Regions from separate parts of the Homo sapiens genome. Here region 2 is linked to region 1. A link is a contact called in ENCODE Hi-C or POLR2A ChIA-PET data. All regions are on one chromosome and are shown on one strand. Each heading gives the region's core, a stretch centred on a gene start or an enhancer-like site at or near the end of the contact. The rest is flanking DNA. Distances are from core to core; before and after follow the strand shown. Region 1 overlaps TRANK1 (tetratricopeptide repeat and ankyrin repeat containing 1). Region 2 overlaps TRANK1 (tetratricopeptide repeat and ankyrin repeat containing 1).

What was found. Hi-C counts contacts between places; a loop is a spot of excess contacts on that map. ChIA-PET counts read pairs that join two places held with the same protein, here RNA polymerase II (POLR2A). Pooled maps may share reads with other maps.
Region 2: a loop to region 1 is called in a pooled map, with 4 times the contacts of the local background. The contact joins two enhancer-like sites. A Hi-C loop is called at or near these places in 1 of 168 maps with a recorded cell type or tissue (CD4-positive, alpha-beta T cell) and 8 of 50 pooled maps. POLR2A ChIA-PET finds 5 or more read pairs at or near these places in 3 of 52 experiments (CD8-positive, alpha-beta T cell, K562 and WTC11).

What each region holds. Positions count from the first base shown.
Region 1 is chr3:36,841,796-36,845,234 of GRCh38, reverse strand. TRANK1 (tetratricopeptide repeat and ankyrin repeat containing 1) reads left to right here. Exons shown (of 24, transcript NM_001329998.2): 18 at 2,525-2,613. Among named protein-coding and RNA genes, the nearest start is that of LINC02033, 21 kb to the right of the region's middle. Within about 2 kb of position 1,879, at least 2 of the 41 ENCODE cell types and tissues checked have a DNase peak (open chromatin) inside an H3K27ac peak, as active enhancers do; they include CD8-positive, alpha-beta T cell, where a contact is called at or near this core.
Region 2 is chr3:36,891,296-36,894,734 of GRCh38, reverse strand. TRANK1 (tetratricopeptide repeat and ankyrin repeat containing 1) reads left to right here. Exons shown (of 24, transcript NM_001329998.2): 6 at 1,751-1,834; 7 at 2,395-2,533. Among named protein-coding and RNA genes, the nearest start is that of TRANK1, 52 kb to the left of the region's middle. Within about 2 kb of position 1,539, at least 13 of the 41 ENCODE cell types and tissues checked have a DNase peak (open chromatin) inside an H3K27ac peak, as active enhancers do; they include CD8-positive, alpha-beta T cell, where a contact is called at or near this core.

The sequences.
Region 1 (3,439 bases), core at 630-3,129:
GTTTGGAGAGATAGCATGCATATAAATTCATGTATACACCTATTATTTCTGTTGCAAAACTGTTTATAGTGATTACCTCTCATGCTAGGATTGGTGGGTATGGGGTTGTCGAGTAGATATGGACACTTTTTACTTTTCACCTTCTTACCTCTGTGCTATTTGCAGGGTTTTTTTTTAATTGTGTATTTTTTTTTCATAATTTGCAAAGGCTACCTAACGAAGTGAAGTTCTCCTGATACGATAACTGAGAAGAGAAATAATCAGCCCTTCATGAAGGAGAAAATTGTTGTCTTTCTTGAGGGTTAGTTGTCAAGTCGTCTCCTCAAGGCTATTGTTCATTTCTATAAGGGTAGAGCAAGGAGCAGAGTTTGGCTGCTGGAGAGAGGTTTGTCCTGAGCATTCCTCAGCCAGTTTGGAGGCTATTTCTGGTTATTACTGATGGCTCGGTTGGCGACTAGGATTAGATTTCTTATCCTAAGACTTGACTATTGTGATGGGAAAAGTCAAAGGCTAGGAGTTAAAAAAACAAAACATAGCTTCTCATAAAAACTTTCTACCTGTGTAATGACATGACCTTGTTCAGGTCCCACCTTCTCTCCCAAAGGAAAATGAGTGGATTGGCCTAGCATGGGCATTCTCAATCTTTCCTTCAGCTCATCCCCCTTTATTCCCCAAGTATGTTCTGGCATCCACTATAAGAGATCATATGGCTGGGCGTGGTGGCTCATGCCTGTAATCCCAGCACTTTGAGGGGCCAAGGTGGGCGGATCACCTGACGTCAGGAGTTCAAGACCAGCCTGACCAACATGGTGAAACCCCATCTCTACTAAAAATACAAAAATTAGCCCGGTGTGGTGGTGCATGCCTGTAGTCCCAGCTACTCAGGAGACTGAGGCAGGAGAATTGCTTGAACCTGGGAGGTGGAGGTTGCAGTAACCCAAGATTGTGCCACTGCACTCCAGCCTGGGTGATAGAGCAAGACTCCATCTTAAAACAAAAAACAAAAAACAAAAAACAAACTAAAAAACCAAAGATCATAGAAGCTAAGTGACTTTTTTAAATTTAAAAATTCAAAATGAAAACAGATCACAATTTATTTTATGTTTTGGCAGCATTAAGAATGCAAGAAAAAGTGCAGTCTTAATTACAAATTTTAAGTTGTACATAGTAAAGTCTTCTAAAGCATCTGTTCCCATTGTGTTTGGATTCAGTATGGTGATTATGTAATTTGTGTTTCTTTTACATGGCATCTGCAGAGTTCACTGGCCCTATTTTGAGATAATATGGATGGGGTTTTGCCGTGGGAATTAAATGTCACAGGGGCACTCATAGCAGCACATACGGAGTCAGAACAAGATGCTAAGTCATCACTGTACTGCTACACAGCACCAGCAGAGGGCGAGCAGGGAGGGATCAGGTTGTGATGCTTAACGTGTTTTTGCACCTTCTAAACAAATCTGACCTGTCTGCCTCACTCCCCTGTTGATATCCATTGGCCTAGGTGTCTCTGATTCCTTCAGCTCTGATTTGTCTGCCAGTATTACCCTGGTATTCACTGTATTTTGTGTGTTTCATGAATCTGTGGCTCAGAACTTGCAGGGATTGTCACCCATTGTCTAGTGATACTCTGGGGGATGCAGGTGGCAGGGTGGGGGTGGGGTGCAGTGCTGAAATAGTCACCAGCAGGCTAGTGAGGATAACAGAAGGGATGGACAGCAGGTGGTGACAATGGTCTCTGTCCACCAATAGGAATGTGTCAGATTACTTATTGTGATGAGGGCAAAGTTTGCACATTTGGAAATAGTGTAAAATTTGTCACCTTTTTTTTCTTGCTGAAGCCCTGGCCTGGGAGCTTGCTAAGAGCCACTTGACTTTGGGTTTTCAAGGAGGAATTTTTAATTTCTGTCTTCTGATTTGTAGCCATAGAATAGGAAAGTAGACCAAAACTTAAAAACCAAACCACATCCTTTCTCCCCTCTACCTCCTCCTTTCAATAACCTCACAAATGTGGTTTGGTAAGTTAAAATATATCTTACATGAATACTAGAAAGACAACACAGGTCAGTCTGCTCTGACTGCCATAACAGAATACTACAGACTAGATGGCCTAAACAACAGAGATGTATTTTCTCACAGTTCTGAAGGCTAGAAGTCCAAGATCAAGGTGTTGGCAGGGTTGGTTTCTTCTGAGGCCTCTCTCCTTGGTTTGCAGCCAGCCACTCTGTGTCCTCACGTGGTCTTTCCTCTGTGCTCTCTTGCCCCTGGGGTCGCCCCGTGTTCTAATTTCTTCTAAGGACACCAGTGAGATTGGATGAGGGGCCATCCTAATGGCCTCATTTTAACCTAGTCACCTCTGTAAAGGCCCTATCTCTCTCCAAATGCAGCCACATTCTGAGGTACCGGGAGTTAGGACTTTAACAAGTGAATTTGATGGCTGGCGGAGGAGATGCAACTCAGCCCATAACAACAGTTTTAAGTGAAAGAAAGCCCAGAGAAGCAAACACACTTTTCTTTCTCATTTTAGACTTTGATGATAGCATGTTCGTTAAGACCTCAACTCCTGCGGAGTGGATTGCACAGGGAGATTACTACGCCAAGCACCAGTGCTGGAAGGTAAGGGGTTGGACTAGGAGGGGTCCTTGTCACTGGTGCCCTCGTCAGACCTCACAGGCAGGTTTCACATCATGGTGTTTGTCACCAGGAAAGGATGAGCGTAATGGTGCTTGTGCCACGTGTTCTGAAACATCAGGTCACCTCAAGATGAGGAGAGCTTCCTGTCCTGCTCCTTTTCTGGTCAGTGCAGGCATGACAACTCTTCATTTTGGCCAAGTGCCAGCATGTGCTGATAGATCATGAAGGGCTATGGCCTTTGCCCCACCAAGGAATCCTTGTATATATTTTCTTTCCCTCCTGTACTCTATGCCTAAAAGCTTTGCTATCATCATACTGCATTTTAAAGCAGTAAAAGATCTTTCATTTGATCTTTCATTTGATTTTTTTCAAATTGATCAAACAGATTTCATTGCCAATCTGAGTCTGGTGAAGATAGGTTAAGGCTTTTTATTACACTGCACTGACCAATTTCCAGTTACAAGCCGTGTTAGTGGTCCTGAGCAGTTTTCTTCCAGGAAGTGTTATCTCTGTAGCAGACCTCTTTACATTTTGAAACCAGGTTAAAGAGCCATGTTGCTTTTCCCAAAGTCAGCATTCCTGCACATCACAGGGTTTTGGGTGGGGCACCATGGCTGGGATGTGTGTCTCCCTTGAAATAGTGGTGATGACTTCACCTGCAAGTTTTAAACACCCTACTAAAAGAGTGCTTTTTTTTTTTTGCTTTAATCTAATAACAACAAGTCAGGTCTTAGGGTTGGTTCTGCAGTTCAACAAAGTCAACATGGGCCCAGTCTCATTCCATCTCTTCCCTGTGTCATCTGCAGCT
Region 2 (3,439 bases), core at 290-2,789, 50 kb before region 1:
TTTAGAATAGAGAATTCTTAAATTTTGGGCAAGGTAATGGATTCTGTTGGAAATCGAATGAAATCTGTGGGGCTCTCTTGTCATGCACTGACAATTATGTGTATAGTTTCAGGGGGTTCATGGGAAACCTCCTGGAGTCCAGCCATGGGCTCCCTGAAGCTTACCCCTGTATTAAAAAATCTTGGGAGGGCAGGCAGCAGGGTTGAGGAAGGCAGACTGAACTCTTGGGGAACCAGTAGTCAGAAATCCAGGGTCCCATTAAAAGACATTTGAGATATTTTCTCCTGGGATAAGGTAGCTGGCCTAAGAGATTTATAAGGATCCTTCCAGCTTTATTTTTTAAAAAGTTTTGAAATTCTGTGATTCCAAGTGCTAGGGTAGATCTGTGAGCAGGAGGCCTTAGGCCTCATTAGCAGGAAGATAGTTTAATTTACTGCACTCAGGGAAAGAACCTTGTCCTCTCTTCCCAGTGTGGGGTGGATATGAATAGAGCTCCATGGCCTAGGCAGAGAATGAGAGAATGGGAGACAGGCAACTCCTAATAGATTATTATCCCAGCCAGTCAAGGGAGGGCCCAGGAATCCAGCCCAAGTGGCAGGTCCAACATCCTACCTGCAGTGAGGCTCTGGTAATTCCCAAATACTGCAGACAGAAGCATCTTTTAAAAGGCCAGCAATCTGCCCACTAGAATGCTGAACTTATCATGTGGGGTTGAGTGTGGGCAGCGAGGCTTGTTTAGGGCAAAAAGTTAAGAATGGGCATCACAGAGGTTGCAGTGAGCTGAGATTGCACCACTGCACTCTAGCCAGGGCAACAAGAGTGAGACTCTGTCTCAAAAAAAAAAAAAGAATGGGTATCAATCTGAAAGAAACTAGAAGTGAGATGTGGCCATGGGCTCAGTTCCTGTGGTCCTAAGTCCACTGGCAAAAGCCATACATGAGAGAGGCTGGAGCTGAGACTGGGTCTCCAGTCATGGTCATAACAGAGCCGGGAATTCTTAGATCTGTTAGCATACCTGAATGATCTCAGTAGGGGCTTCTCAAGATGTGCTGTGAGACCTGTGAAAACTGGCTTAACTTCTCTGGGATTTAGTCTCTTCAGCAACTTTAGATAGGGTCAGTAGTTTAACAACTGGGTCTCTGAAAAGAAAAGGTCCCGATTTGTAGCATTTGCTAACTTTGGTAGTATAAATACTCTCACCATGGCCAATTTCCAGCTACTAATATGACATACAAGACTTGGAGTTAGGAGGAGATGTGCATCATCAACTCAGTAGCTGATAGGAGCCGGCTGCAGCACACCATTGACAGGGTCTAATGGGCTCCAAGTACTTGGGGCTTTTAAAACGCTGATGTGAGGAATAATTGATTGGGATGGGATATTTCTAAAGGATTTGAGTCTTCCACTTGCTAAGCCTTAAGAACTTGGCAGGGAATTACTCTTTTTTTTTTGTAATCTCATTGCAACTATGCTGTGAAATGCTACATGACATCATCTGCTCCTGTCCTCAGCAGGCTTTGAGGAAGTGTGGAGGGGCCTTAGTCCTCAGCAGGAACAGGAAGTTGGCTAGACAGAGACTTTAATTGTCACAGCAAATAGCTGAAAAACTTGGCAAGCACTTTAAAAAAAGACAAGGCTAGAGAGTGGTTTTTTTTTATTTGCTTGTTTTAAAGCTTAAAATAACTTTTTTGCTTTAATAACCTATGTGGAGAACATTATTATTCCAGCCTTTTCTGTCTTCTCCCACCAGTCATTTCTGCTTCTGTCAGCAAAAAAAGACCGATTACCAAGAAATATTCATGTCCCAGAGTTATCACTGAAAAGTCTCTTTGAGGTAAGGTGATATATATATCTATATATATCTATATATATATATATATATGTTTTGTTTTGTTTTGTTTTGTTTTGAGACTGAGTCTCGCCCTTTCGCCCAGGCTGGAGTGCAGTGGCATGATAGCTCACTGTAACCTCCTCCTCCTGGGTTGAAGCAATTCTCCCTGCCTCAGCCTCCCGAATAGCTGGGATTACAGGCGCCTACCACAGTGCCCGGCTAATTGTTGTATTTTTTGGTAAAGATGGGGTTTCGCCATGTTGGCCTGGCTGGTCTTGAACTCCTGACCTCAGGTGATCGGCCACCTTGGCCTCCCAAAGTGCTGGGATTATAGGCGTGAATCACTGCGCCTCGCAAGGCGATTTCTTGAAACATACACTTCCTTGTGTCTTGTACTTTCTCCTTCAGCTGCCTTACCACAAATTTGTTATTTATAATAATCCTAGGCTTGGACCACAGCTAATCCAAGTTTTACTGATTCCATACTTTATGGGTAAAGGAGTTTGAAGCTTCATATTGATTAGTGACTTCCATAATTTGTCCTGTGTGTTTTTTTTCCCCAGAAATACGTTTTCATTGGACTTTATGAGAAGATGGAACAAGTGCCCAAGTTAGTCCAGTGGCTCATCTCCATTGGTGCAAGTGTTGAGACTATAGGACCGTATCCCCTTCATGCCCTCATGCGACTCTGTATCCAAGCCAGTGAGTCTTCTCCCAGTTTTCCACCCTCCAAGCTGCCCTTCTAGCCTAGTTCTGGAACTCTGTTGAGCTCAAGTGAAACTAGAATTAAGCCACTTGAATGCAGACCATTTGAATATTCAAATGATCTGATTATTCAAATGAATGAAGCAGCAGGAAAATAGTATCATTTTTATCTTTCCTGGCACCTAGTAGCTGCAGGAGGTCCAAACGGAAAGGATTCTGTGACTCTAGGCAGATCCTGGCAGGAGGATGGAGCCCTGGGACCCATGGAAGGGACTTAGGACAGACAGCTGTTGCTGGGCAACACTCCCAGGAGACCTGCAGAGTTTCCTCCTTCCGGCATAGGCAGCTTTGGTCTATTTCTCTCGGTTCATTTTCACTCTAGGGTTGACGGCTGTGTTGTGGGACACAGAACATAGTCCCTTGGCTGGGGGTATCCCAAGGGAGACATGAGCTGTTGCTGATACAGTTTGGCTGTGCTTCTTTTAAAGGACTGCTATTTTCATGAAATTCTTTTTTAAGCTTTGCCATCTGGTTATAGGCTTTAACTTTAAAAATATTTTTATTTTATCATTAACACACACATATGCACACACTCACACTTTAGATAGAAGTTTGTTTTTCTTTCCAAGCACACGTAGCAGCACTGTGGGACATTCACCCATAGCAGTTTAGTGCCAGAAAGGGCCGAGAGAACTTGTCTAGTCTACCTCTTGTAGGCTGTATCATCTCCCCAGGAATGGGGGTGTGGGAGGTGGCCATGGGCTTGAGGCCTGGGACCCCTGTCTTTGCTTTAGCCAGATTTGTCCTGGTGTTATTCATTTCATATAGTGGGGAATTTATAAGAGATTTTTTTTTTGAGACTGAGTCTCACTCCATTGCCCAGGCTGGGGGAGTGCAGTGACG